Linked DNA regions of Homo sapiens: regions 2 and 3 are each linked to region 1. The links are chromatin contacts, found by Hi-C or POLR2A ChIA-PET in ENCODE. All regions are on one chromosome and are shown on one strand. The core of a region is the stretch at or near the end of the contact, and the rest is flanking DNA. Distances in the headings are between cores, read along the strand shown.

The links. A loop is a pair of places that touch in the nucleus more often than their neighbours do. ChIA-PET counts read pairs that join two places held with the same protein, here RNA polymerase II (POLR2A). Pooled maps may share reads with other maps.
Region 2: a map with no recorded cell type shows a loop between it and region 1 (11-fold over the local background). The contact joins the enhancer-like site here to the promoter of FSD2 in region 1. A Hi-C loop is called at or near these places in 1 of 168 maps with a recorded cell type or tissue (naive thymus-derived CD4-positive, alpha-beta T cell), 7 of 37 single-sample maps with no recorded cell type and 11 of 50 pooled maps.
Region 3: a loop to region 1 is called in a map with no recorded cell type, with 7 times the contacts of the local background. The contact joins the enhancer-like site here to the promoter of FSD2 in region 1. A Hi-C loop is called at or near these places in 2 of 37 single-sample maps with no recorded cell type and 7 of 50 pooled maps. POLR2A ChIA-PET finds 5 or more read pairs at or near these places in 1 of 52 experiments (B cell).

Annotation. Positions count from the first base shown.
Region 1 is chr15:82,803,638-82,808,166 of GRCh38, forward strand. FSD2 (fibronectin type III and SPRY domain containing 2) reads right to left here and starts at 2,432. Exons shown (of 13, transcript NM_001007122.4): 1 at 2,329-2,432. RefSeq lists an enhancer at 2,716-2,815.
Region 2 is chr15:81,284,555-81,289,083 of GRCh38, forward strand. IL16 (interleukin 16) reads left to right here. Exons shown (of 19, transcript NM_172217.5): 10 at 1,144-1,276. Among named protein-coding and RNA genes, the nearest start is that of STARD5, 37 kb to the right of the region's middle. RefSeq lists an enhancer at 2,224-2,303. Within about 2 kb of position 2,322, at least 6 of the 41 ENCODE cell types and tissues checked have a DNase peak (open chromatin) inside an H3K27ac peak, as active enhancers do.
Region 3 is chr15:83,928,060-83,932,588 of GRCh38, forward strand. All of the region lies in intron 17 of ADAMTSL3 (ADAMTS like 3), which reads left to right. Among named protein-coding and RNA genes, the nearest start is that of ADAMTSL3, 280 kb to the left of the region's middle. RefSeq lists enhancers at 110-279, 300-499. Within about 2 kb of position 1,777, at least 2 of the 41 ENCODE cell types and tissues checked have a DNase peak (open chromatin) inside an H3K27ac peak, as active enhancers do.

The DNA.
Region 1 (4,529 bases), core at 1,182-3,681:
CTACTATCCATGAATGAGAGCATGACATCCACCCCCTCCAGCACCAAACCAGAGACCAGAAGCTCATCCTTGACACCCCCAATCTAATTAATAACTAATTCATGCTGATTCTGACTCTACCTCTTGAATCTCTAAGTAATATCCCTTTTCCTGTCCCCTCTCCCTGCTCCCCAAGATCACTGCCCTCTGGATTCAGAGAGTCCTGTGTTTGCATTGTTTCTGCCACATCCTGGAAGTATGACTTCAGGAAAATCATCTCTCTAGGCCTAACTTTAATGGACTATAAAACAGCTCTATTAACAGTGTCTACCTCATAAGGTTGGCATTTAGATGAAATAACATAATGTACTTTATGCATAGTACATAGCTTAAAGTAAGTCCTCAGTAAGTGTTAGCTGCTGTTATTGTTGTTGTTCTTACTATCATTATCATGATTCCTACCTTAGTATCTCCCACCTGGGCTAGAAGCCTTCTACCTAGTCACTCATGGAGAGTGACCACAGCAGTGTGGAATCATCCATGGCTACTGTGGGAATATTTGTCCCTTGAAAACAGCCGATGATGAAAGAAGGCACCAAGCAGAACAGCCTCATAACCACGCACAGACATCAGCTATGAGATCATTCCTCTCCCAGGGGGCCCAGGCAGAGATATGGTATTCTAGGGATGGAGGTCCCTTGGAGAGCATCTAATTCAATTTCCTGATTTTATTCAGCAGGTCATGGATGTTTAAAAAAAATTCCTGATTTTAGGATGGCAAAACTGAGATCTTGTGAGGATAAAGGACTTGCTTATAGCCAATTTTCTTTTACAAAAATGTATCTGGGCTACTCTGTATTTAGCCCTGTGCTTGAATCCAAGCTTTTCACCTGACACACAACCAGTCAGGTGAAGAGCTTGGATTCAAACCCAGGTTTCCATTAAATCACACCATCTACAGACAGAGGAGCAGTTCACTAAAATAATGCTTACATTCCCATGTGCTACCCAAAGGGAAATAGCCAGGATTCTGTATGACCAATAAATCATCATGAGAAATTATTTCAACCAGAAGCTGGAATGTGAAACACCAAGTTGAACTGTCAGAAGACTGGAAAACACTTAGTGCAAATACAGATAAGAACACATGCTTTCAAGCTGGCACTTGCCCTTCGAACACACAACACAAAGTGGTCTCAACACAAACTGGCTCAGTGTCAAAGTAGGAATTTTGCAACACACCCTACAGTTAACAGTCACTTTTCCCCTCAACACCTAGACTCTTTCTTAACAAAATCAGGATTTGGGGAGAAAGGAAAGTTGACAATAAACTGTCATTTTATAAATGGTGAAACTAAAGCTTAGAGAAGTAAAGCAATTAGTCATAGTCCATTATGAATGTCTTTGCTGGATACCCTTTCCTCTATGCCAAGGGAAGCAGTTAAAAAAAATAAAAAAGATGTTTGTCTAAGGCTTATATGGGAGGTGTATCCCTGTGCATTACTTAGAAAAGTCCCCCAATAATTTTTTTTTTTTTTTTTTTTTAGAGACAGGTTCTTGCTATGTTGCCCAGACTGGTCTTGAACTCCTGGGCTCATGCAATCTGCCACCTCACTTGGCTTGTTTATTAACCTTTTATGGATCATGGGCATATCTACTGAATCTACTGAAACCTGTGAATTCTCTTCCCAGAAGTGATTCCATAAGGGCAGGAACATAACTTTGCCTATAATTTTAGCTCTTCCATGCAGCCCTTGGCAATTCCTGAGCCACAGCAGTGAAAGAAAGCTTGCCTTAAAGTGTTACAGTGATATGAAATGATTCAAATCAGCTTTGCAGACACTGCCCGAACCTGAAAACTTTCTATAGGAGGAGGCTGTATGCATAACAAGTGAAAAATAATTACGATGCTGTTTTTTAGTATTTGAATCAATGCATGAAGTTATTATTTTTCAGCATGTACACACAGATTAAATAAAATGTATTTACAACACAATAGTATAGCCAGATGATATTCAACATCTATATTTCCAAACTGTTCTACCAAATGGTTCTAACTAATGGGTCCCAGCACTACAGATATCCTAAAGACACATTATAAGAATCACCAGCCCCTGTCTGCCTTCATCAGAGCCTCTCACATCCTGTCCCAACATCATGTTCAGTTAATGCGAATTCTTGCTTTAAGAAGGCACAGAAAACATTTACACTATTTATTGTAATTTAAACATCTGCAATTTACCATGATATCTCTTCCCACCTACAGGAAAGATATTGCATTAATATTGCAGCATTGAGTTTCTAATAATACAATTTGCATTGGAAGAATATGACTACCCCAAAACTTGCCTGCTAAGCGTCCATAAATGCTTCCTTTAACTCAGAGGACCTGGAGTTCTGCTAGAAAATTGAATCTGTGTTCAGCAGGCTTTCCTTCCTAGTGACCTCTGCATGCCCCACAGGCTACCCCTGCCTATTTTACACCAGAGTTCTGCAAGTGGGGCACCAAAGCTGGATGGTAACATGAGCTGGCTGCAGCCACAAATAGCAACAGGCCTGCCATGAGTGAAGGTCCAAATATAGACCTGCTGTGGCTGAGTTGCCACTTCTTACTACTCAAGTGTCACCAGGAGAGGTCACATGCCGTGCTCTGAGTTACTTTCTGTGCTGTGAGGGGTTTTAGACTTGTGGCTCTACCATGGGTCTCAGATGGCTGGTCATGTGGAGAGGGCTGGGGACTGTCACGGCAAGACCAGGAAGAAGATTCCTTTTTTTTTTTTTTAAGTGAATGAGTTTCTAAAATTATATGCAAAATTATGTCTGTGTCCTTATAGAATCACTTCCGGGAAGAGAACTCACAGGTTTCAATAGATTCTCAGAGGTGCTCATGAACCATACAAGGTTAAAAAACATTTTGGGGGCACTTTTCTAATCAAAGCACAGGACACACTTCCCATATAAGCCTTAAGCAAACATTATTATTTTTTTTTTTTACTTGCCATGGTATGGCATAGAAATGGGACTATCCAGCCAATACATTCCTTATGGACTATGATTGACTATTTCTCTAAGCTTTAGTTTAATAATTTATAAAATGACAATTTAGTGTTAATGTTCTTTTCTTCCAAAATTCTGACTCTGTTAAGAAGTTGAAAGAGTCTAGGTGTTGAGGAAAAAAGTGAGTGTTAACTGTGGGTGTGTTGCAAAATTCCTACTTTGATGCTGAGCCCACAGACCAGCATAACAGTATAATCTCTCTCTCCTCTCTCTCTCTCACATGCACGCACGCACACACACACACACACACACACAGTGTAATAGTCAGAGTTGTCCAGAGAAACAGAACCAATAGAATGTATACATATATGGAAACAGATTTATCATAAGGAATTGACTCATGTAATTATGAAGACCAAAAAGTCCCAAGATCTGCAGTTAGTAAGCGGAAGATCCAGGAGAGCCAATGGTGTGGTTCTAGTCCAAAGGCCAGCAGGCTCAAGACCCTGGAGAGCCAATGTTTCCATTTGAGTTGGAAGGCAGGAAAAAAACCCATATTCCCACTTGAAGGCAGTTAGGCAGGAAGAATTCCCTCTTATTCAAGCTTTTGTTCTATTCAGACCTTCAATCGATTGGATGAGGCCCACTCACATGAGGGAGGGCAACCAGTTTTACTCAGTCTACTAACTCAAAGGTTAATCTCATCCAGAAACACCATCACACACACACACCCAGAATAATGTCTGACTAAACACCTGGTGACCCAATCAAGTTGACACATTAAAATTAACCATCATACATATATATACATATGCTATAGACAGTTTATATTCCCCTAAAATTCCCATGTTGAAACCAAATCCCCAATGTGATGGTATTTGGAAATGTGGCCTTTGGGAGGTGATTAGGTCATGAAGGCAAGCCCTCATGAATAAAATTAGTGCCATTACATTGGGGGTCCCAGAGAGCTCTTCCATGTGAAGATGCAGTAAGAATACAGGTATCTACGAACCAAGAAGCAGCCCTTCCTTACCAGACACTGAATCTGCTGGTGCTTTAATCTTGGACTTTCCAGCCTCCAGAACCATGAGAAATAAATGTTTGTTGTTTACAAGCCACCCACTCAATGGTATTCTGTTATAGCAGCCTGAATGGACTAAGACATATATTAATATATAGAGAGAGGATAATTTTATTTTTTCTTTTCTTTTTTTTTTGAGGCAGAGTCTCACTGTTTCGCCCAGGCTGGAATGCTGTGGTGCAATCTCGGCTCACTGTAACCTCTGCCTCCTGGATTCAAGCAATTCTGATGCCTCAGCCTCCTGAGTAGTTGGGATTATAGGGCATGCACCACCACGCCCGGCTAACTTTTCTTTTTCTCTCTCTTTTTTTTTTTTTTTTTGGTATTTTTAGTAGAGACGGGGTTTGGCCATTTTGGCCAGGCTGGTCTCGAACTCCTGACTTCAACTGATCCGCCCACCTCGGCCTCCAAAAGTGCTGGGATTACAGGTGTTAGTCACTGCACCCAGCCACCCACGACAATTTTATAATTA
Region 2 (4,529 bases), core at 1,072-3,571, 1.5 Mb before region 1:
ATCTGGTGCTATACAACCATGGCCTTCAGTTACAGCAGTAAAAAGGAAGCAAGGGTGAAGGAGGATGAACTCAGCAGAAGGAAGTCACAGAACACAGCAGGGGACACAGGGAAATCAGCCTCAGGAGGCTAGAGTTCCAATCCTGGACCTGCTGATGACCAACTAGGCCAGGGGTCTGCAAACTGGGGCCTATCACTGTTTTGGTTTTGTTGTTGTTGTTGTTTTAATAAAATTATATTGGAACAAAGCCATGCTCATTTGTTTATGCCTCGTCTATGGCCACAGCTGTCATGCTATTAATATAACAGCAGAGTTGAATAGTTTCGATAAAGACAGTATGGCAAAGCATGCAACACCAAAAATATTTACTCTCTGGCCCTTTGCAGAAAAAGTTTGTCAATTCCTGAGCAGACCTAGATCAGGGAAATCTATTCAACCTCTGCAACTCAATTTCCCTATCTAGGTCGGGAAGGGGACTGGATTATACAAATCTTCCATGTATCTATGTGACCCCGTGTTTCCTACCTTTTTTTTTTTTAAGGTTTAGGTTGCTATTAACTCCCTTCCCACCTCACAACTAGAATGAATGCCATCACCTTTTCTCCTTATTTCTTTTTGCAAGAATCTCAACTGCTCTCCTGTTGAGTTATTTTTTCTCTGCCTTTTAGCACATGTAGGATGTTAGGTCCGATATTCAACATCCTGTGTGTGCTATGTTAGATCCAATCCTTCCTTCTAACTAGTCTACTTATGGGAACACAGAGGCCCAAGGAGAGGATGTGGTGGATTAAATCCTGGTTAATTGTTATTTAGTTGAATTGGCTAACCCACACCCTCAGTCTTTAATGGGCATAGTTAAATGTGAAAAGAAGGAGGAAAGTTACAGATGAACTTTTGTTAATGTTGACCCACTGTAAATAGGAAATGTCTGCTGCTTTGTGGTTGTACGGTAAGGGGGTATGGGATATGCTACTTTGGTCTGCCCTGTTCTGAGTTTTGGTCTGGTGGCTAGTGGGGTCTACTTATTCATGTGATTTTTATATCTCATCAAACAGCCCAGCCAGGAGTGGGCCCCTGGGGCAGTGACTGTTCAAATGTCTCATTGATTCACTTACTGATGGCTTCTTATTGATGCTTGCACAGGTGTGGGGACGAGATTGTGGAAATCAGTGATTCCCCTGTGCACTGCCTGACGCTCAATGAAGTCTACACGATCCTGAGTCACTGTGATCCCGGTCCAGTCCCCATCATTGTTAGCCGACATCCAGACCCACAGGTAACACCCACTGGGTTATCCTCTTCTTCTCAGGCTCACTCGTTCAGTACCAAAATTGGAACAAGAAATAGATGAAAACAGAGATGTTGCTGGCTGGGTTTGTACCTGAATTCCCAAGAATCCCTTCCAAGTTTCTGTAGTAAGAATTGTCTGCAGCAGAGGTCCACTAACAAACTCCTAGATATCAGAGGCAATTGACATTAACTTAGGGAAGCTCTTACAGCTGAGTTATAAGCTCTGGGGCAGGAAAGTAGAGACCCAGGGTCCCAGCTAGTAGACCAAGAAATTTATTCATTTATGCGTCTAGTAGGTACCCACTGTGGGAATGTCTGGAGGTAGGTACTGAAGATACAGAGGCAAGTTCATAGCACACAGTCCTGCCCTGCAGAAGCTCACAGTATCAATAAAGAGCCTGACATACAAATAATTGCAAAACAGAGATGGTAAGTCCTATGAGAATACAGGAATATAGCAGGGAATGGTTGATAAAGTAAAAAAATACCAGAGGTTAGTTTTCTCCAGGCAGAGAATATAAGGAAGATCATTCCAGGAGGTGGGAACACAAAATTCAATGTCACAGAGTCAAAAAGGGACCTGACATGGAAGGAGAGGAGTGGGTTCTGTGGGGCTGGAATGTAGGGTACTAGGTAAGAGTGACTGAGAACAGATGTTGGCAGGGCATTGGGGTTACACTGCAGAGGGCTTTCAACAGGATACTAAAGAGTTTGCATTTTATTCTACATAGTGAGGAGCTATGGGAGGTCTGTAGCTGTAGAAGGAGCATGTTCATATTTTAATTTTTAAACCTTTGATTGCACTGTAGAAGACAGGATAGAGTGGGTGGAGTGTGGGGTTTGTAAGAGGAAGGAAGCTGATGGTGAGAGCCTGAACTACACAGCAGCCATGAGAAGAGAAAAGAGAAGGGGCAATGTATTAGTCTGTTCTCCCGCTGTTGATAGACACATACCTGAGACTGGGTAGTTTATAAAGAAAAAGAGATTTAATAGACTTACAGTTCCATGTGGCTGGGGAGGCCTCACAATCACAGCAGAAGGTGAAAGGCATGTCTTACATGATGGCAGACAAGAGAGAATAAGAGCCAAGTGAAAGGGGAAACCCCTTATAAAATCGTCAGATCTTGTGAGACTTATTCACTATCATGAGAACAGAATGGGGGAAACTGCCCCTATGACTCAATTATCTCCCACCAGGTCCCTCCCACAACATGTGGGAATTATGGGAGCTAAAACTCAAGATAAGATTTGGGTAGGGACACAGACAAACCATATCAGGCAACATGAGGCAATGCTTGGGAAGACTCAACAAGAGCTGCTGGGCAAGTGGCTCTGGGGTAAGAGAGGGAGGAACCGAAGATATCTCGAATATTTTTAGATTGGAAGACTGAGCAATGGTCTTCCACCAGAAGAGAGAAGAGGAAAAGGTAGCAGGCTTGGGAGGGAGAGAAGAGCATGATCTTACTGTGGGACATAGTGAGGTGGAGGTACCACGGGGTGTCCAGGTAAAGATGCCCAGTAGGCAAGTTAGACTTAGGGCTGATAGCAACTATAACAGGAACCCAGGCTGGAGCTAGACTTGGGGGTTGAATCCCTGCTGTTGGTGAGAGCTCTGGGGAACCTGGAATAATCACCACAAAGAATTATTTAATCTTAATATGCACCAGGCATGTTTTTCAAAGATGTGACCCACACAACTGCATTTAGTTGTTGTGCAGCCTCCTGAAATCAGTGTGATATTTCCCCCCCAACTCACAGATGAGGAAACTGAGGCTTAGAAAGGACAAATAAGTTTCCCAATGGTGAAGCTACTAAGTAAAGAAGCTAAGATTTAAATCCAGCAAAGCCTGTGCTTTGAACTCACTGACTCCCAAACTCCCAGTGACACTTGGACAGAGTGGAGTAATGAGGGAAATCAATATATAATGGTGTGGTGGAATTCAAACCCAGCCCCATTCTGTGGATTGCACACTGGAGCTAAACACAATCAGAGACAAGCAAACTTCTTAATTAAGGCAAACAAATAATTGGCCTAAATCTCTGGACAATACAAGAAAAGAAAGAGGTCCCAATTAATTTGTCATTTCCTCCTGCTGCTTTTAGGACTACGGCAGAAAATCAGTGGAGTAGGGCGTCAGGTTGTGGGCAAATGCTGTAGCCCTGGGCTTAAGGAATGTGCATTCTCCCAGAGACATGGGACACACACAGAGAGGCCACAGAGGTGAGGGCCTTGAGAGTGAGGGAGCTGGAGTTCCAGCTGCTCAGATAAGGGAGCCAGGCCAGAAAGGACAGGTAAGGTTTAGAGCAGCAGAAAGACGAAGACACCCTAGGCCGTGGAGATCCAGGGGCACAGGCATAGGGCAGAGAGAAGAGAGCCAGGCCCAGCAGCAGAATGCCTGGCATGTGTCCAGTCTGCTGCTTGCTTATGGTTAATTTGGGCAACTCATCTAACCTCCAAGAGCCTCTGGTTCCTCAACTCTGACATAGGGGAGTGGTCTTTACCTTACAGGACTGTTGTGGATGGTAACTCTCCTCTAGTAAGAGTTTACCATCTGCCAGGCATTGTGCCGCAGACTTTAAATGATTTATTTATTGTTGTTTATTGTGGTAAAATACACATAACATAAAATTTACCATCTTAACCATTTTTTAAGTGTACAGTTCAGTGGCATTAAGGACATTCTCATTGTTGTGCAACCATTGCCACCATCCGTCTCCAGAACTCTTTCCATCTTTCAGAATTTAAACTCTACCAGTTAAACAAGTCCCTATGTTCTCCTACCAGCAAATCCTGGGAACCACCATTTTACTTTCTGTCTCTGTGATTTTGACTACTCTACGTTCATCGAAGTGGAATCATATAAAATGGGTCCTTTTGTGTCTGCCTTATTTGACTTCGCGTAATGTCCTCAAGGTTCATTTATGTTGTAGCACGGGCCAGAATTTCCTTCCTTTTTAAGGTCGAATAATCTTCTAGTATGTGTATGTGTGTGTGTGTGTGTGTGCGTGTGTGTGTATCACATGCTGTTTATCATCTGTTTTTGGGTACTTGGGTTGTTTCCACCTTTTGACTATTGTGAATAATGCTACAATGAACGTGGAGTACAGATTCCTCTGAGATACTGACTTCCCTTCTTTTAGGGTATATACCCAGAAGTGGAATTGCTGGGTCATATGGTAATTCTATTTTTAAGTTTTTGAGGAGCCTTCAAACTATTTTCCACAGTGGCTACACCATT
Region 3 (4,529 bases), core at 527-3,026, 1.1 Mb after region 1:
TGAACTTCTGGGGTCAAGTGATCCTCCTGCCTCAGCCTCCCAAGTTGCTGGGATTACAGGAATGAGCCATGTGCATCACTAATTTTTAAAAATTTTTAAATGTTTTTAGAGATTAGGTTTTTCTCTGTCATCTAAGCTGGAGTGCAGTGGTGCAGTCATGGCTCACTACAGCCTTGACCTCCTGGGCTCAAGACATCCTCTCATCTCAACCTTCCAAGCCCCTAGGATTATAGGCATGAGTGACCACACCCAGCTAGCTATGATATATTGCTAGCCATTAACAAAGAAGAGTAAAAAGAAGAAAATACAACCCAATATGTTGGGGTATATTTTATTTCTAGATTTAAATCTTACTGCAGATTGACATGAAGCTAGTCTTCACCAGAGTTCTGTCCTGTTTCTAGCCAAGTAACAACTAAAACAGAGAAAACGAAAATGATAACAACATGAAAGGCACTTCAAATGAGAATGATTTGCATATCACAGGATGAAAAGAGAGGCCCTAAGAACACTGATGAAACTCTCAGTTTTATTTTTGTGAAAATAACTGTTCCACTCTTGCTCTGGAAGTGAAGGTAGCCATAATGTGTCATCATATAATTTTTTCAGAAAAGAAAGCCAAAATATGAAACAATTTACAATTCATTCTCTGCCATTCTAAGAATTAGTGCATAAAGTTGGCATTACAACCACAATTATGTTCAAGATAAGATAACTTGATTTTATAATTTTTAATTTAAATTTTCAAGACTAAATCAAACATTTTCCCCCACTTTATCATGAAACCTGAGTTTCTTTTTTGAGTGGAATCACATAAAGTGGCCTTTTATGGTTTTTGTTCTCTGATAATATGAACTTGAGATTCTTGACCATTTACTTTTCAGTACTTGATGAATTTGTCCTAATCATGTGTAACTGCCACTGCCTTAATTCAGATATGTTTTACCTGAACTGTTTCACAAGTTTCTAAATGAACTCTTGACTCTCCTGTTTCCTGCTCTGATCCATGTGCACACACGACTATGAAAGATCTTTATCTTTCTAAGTTGCAAAATGACTGTGTGTGCCTCTGCATGAAACCTTCAACAACACTCCTTTATCTATGGATTAAAACCCACATTCTCTACTTTGGCATGTGTTTCTTTTGCCGGGGCTGCCATAACAAAGCACCAGAAACAGAGTGGCTTAAAGAACAGAAATTTATCATCTCCCAGATCTGGAGACCAGAAGTCCAAAATTAAGGTGTCCGCGGCGTTGATTCTTTCTTAGAGCTGTGAGAGAGCCTTGGTTCCATGGCTTTCTCCTGGCAGGTAACCTCTGGCATTCTTTGGCTTGTGAATGGCATTGTCCCTGTGATTTCATATTGTTTTCCTTCTCTGTGTCTTTGTGTCCACACTTCTCCTTTTCATAAGGACATCACTTATATTGGAGTAGGGCCTACTCTAATGACCTCCTCTTGATCATCTGCAAAGAACTTATTTCCGAATAAGGTCACAGTCACAAGTACTGGGGGTTATAACTTCCACATCTTTTGTGGGAAGGCAATTCAACCTATAACAGCATATAAATGCCTTTGTGACCCTGGATCCAACTCTTAAACCACATCTCCTGTCACCTCTACCACACACACACACACACACAGAGAGAGACAGAGAGAGACAGAGAGACAGAGACAGACACACACACACACAGAGAGACAGAGAGAGACAGAGAGACAGAGACAGACACACACACACACACACACTCAGACTCACCCTAAGGAACTTGCTCAGCAGCCACAGTAAATTATGCACCATGACCCACACTCCTGCTCATTCATGCCATTTGGACCTTTGCACACACTATGCCCTCTGCCTCTTAGAGACCTTCGCTACTATGACATTAGTTAATTCTCTCCCATAAAAGTAATCATTGGCTCACTTCTCACTGGTAAAATGAAGTTCAACAGAATGTGAGATAGGATCCTTACCTGAGACACTTGATAGCAAGGAACTCTCAAAAGTCAAAAGAAAATTGGAAATGGATCAGGGACATGGGATAAAGCCTCAGTTCCACGTCTCTCAAGGAATTTCAGGTGAGTTCCTTAGCTCTCTGGACCCTGTTTCTTAATATGAATAATGAAGAAAGGTGTTGGACTTTATGATCACCGAGGTCCCCTAAGCTCCAGTCTTTCATTTTTGAGTAGTGCTTTCAGGTTGCATTTTTCACTCATGTCTTCAAATTATGTCTAGTCCTTTTGTAACAATCCTTATGTCCATACCTGAGTAGTGTGACGTGCTTGGGGTTTTAGTTCTAAGGATGACAGCCTTGGTTTGACCTGCCCAGGAGGTCAAGGCAGGGTTGAGTTTAGTCAGTGCTCTTCCATTGCCCACCAAACCAGAACAAGATTTAGCAACAAATCTAGAAATTGTTTCTTAAATTTACTGAAGAAAGCTTACTGGTTTATTCATGCATCAGCCTGTGTACTGTATCCCCTTTCTCTCATCACTGTGCCTCAGCAAGAGTTCTTACACATTCTCTTCCTCAGCAATCTCTTGCCCACAGAGCTTCCAAGCTAGGAATAATAGAGCAGACAACATGTCTTGGCCACTTTGCAAAATTAAGAGTCTGTTTTTATGTGAAAGGAAATACTATTCCTCATTTCAAAGTTGCAAATTTAATAAACTTTTCAAAGGTTGAGAGTTATATTGGAAAAAAACCAGCAGAGACAAAGATTTGATGCCAAAATAAAGGTAAGTTTACAAAAATGTTTTAGGTTCTAGAAACTAGTGGTGTAGGAATAACAGGAACAGTGTGTTGCATAATATTTTCCATACAAATATTTACTGACTCCAAGGGCAATAGCAGTAAAATATTACCCCAGGGTGAAACTTACCACTGAGATTGGGTTGAACAGCCAGTGGATCTTTATTTACCCAAAGGCAAATGTATTTGATGTATTAGCCTGGGCTCTCCAAGGTGGGGTGTTGGATGTTTATTTGCTTTTATGGGGTTACTCCCCCTGATCTATCCTATAACTGCTGAGTGCCTGCTATTTATGGAGTTTGCTTTTTCCAGGAGAGAGCCAGCAGCTTGTAGAAGCATGCTGGGTTACATAATGGTCCTGCTAGTCTGAGGAGAGCCTTCTTCTCTAACAGGATTCAACACTGCTAGGGAAGAAAGGAGGAAAGCAAGAGGCAATAGTGATGTGTTTCTGTACCAGCTTGTTACCTATTTCTTGATATAAAAAACAATTCTTTATTGAGTTCATTGTCTGTGAATAAGAAATTGTTGCCCATTTCTTAAATAAAAACAGCTCCATCTCCAGTTCCTTGTGACTATAATTGATTTATCTAGCTATACACTTGCTCAAAAGATGATCATCCTGAAGTCACATCAATAAACTTACAAATTTAAGCTGAATTGTTTTAATCATGAAACAGAAACCTTCTGATTATTTAGCTATGTAGTCCAATTGTCATCCAAATATGACCCATGTATCTACTTTCGGTGACTTCACTCACATTCAAAACTTCTGGAATTTAGATATTATCAATTATAGTCTAAGTAATTGATAGACTTCCAATTAAGATGGTGTTGTAACATCATATTCTGTTCCAAATACAGATCAATGGTAGATGCAGTATAAAAGGGGGCCTATCAAAGACACAAGTAAGAAAACAACTACCTGGGCTAGGAAAGGAATGGAAACATGAGGTGGTGAATGGAGCTGCACTTGTGGTTATTTGGAGCTTGAGGTCCCAAAGCAATTGTAGCAAATGACAGTTCAGTTTCTAAGATAAAAGAAAAATAGTTGATGATTTGGGGAAAGGGAAGAAAATTAAGAAATATGGAAGTAACGTCAGAGAATGAAGATATGAAGTAAACTGTTTACTAAAACTTAGGAAAAAATATCCACTCCTAGTATCAAGAGAAACAAATGAAAATAAATCCCTACATAGATATGAAATAGTGAAACTACAGAAAATCAGGGACGATAAGAAAATCTTAAAAGCTACCACTCATGAAAAACAGATTAACTACAAACAACTTATCAACAACTGGAGTTTCTGGAAGACAAAGGAATAATATCTTCAGAATACTGAGGGAATATCATGATCACCATAGAGCTAAACTTGCTGAACTATTATTTCAAGTATGTGACTGTATACATCAGTTTCTAACCACATGATGGACTTGATATCCTTAAAGGCTTTTTGCTAAATACCTCTAAAATACTGGGTAAAATATGTAAAACATATCTTGAAATGCAGAACTAAGCTTGTAAGAAAGTAAGAGAAATCCTCAGAAGACAAAAACAAGCTGAAGCATTGCCTTAGTGGGGACAGTTGTCAGTCTCAGTAACCTACACTTTTTGGCTTTAAGATCTTTTGCCTGATAGACAAGTCCTTAGACCTTCAGAAAGTAAGGAATAGAATGGAGATTCCCCATACAAAGCCAGGGTCTACCTCAATGGAAAGGCAAATTCAAAAAATGAAATCCATCCTGTAAAGAGAGATTGCAAGGAGAACTATCTGTCTCAGGTCTGC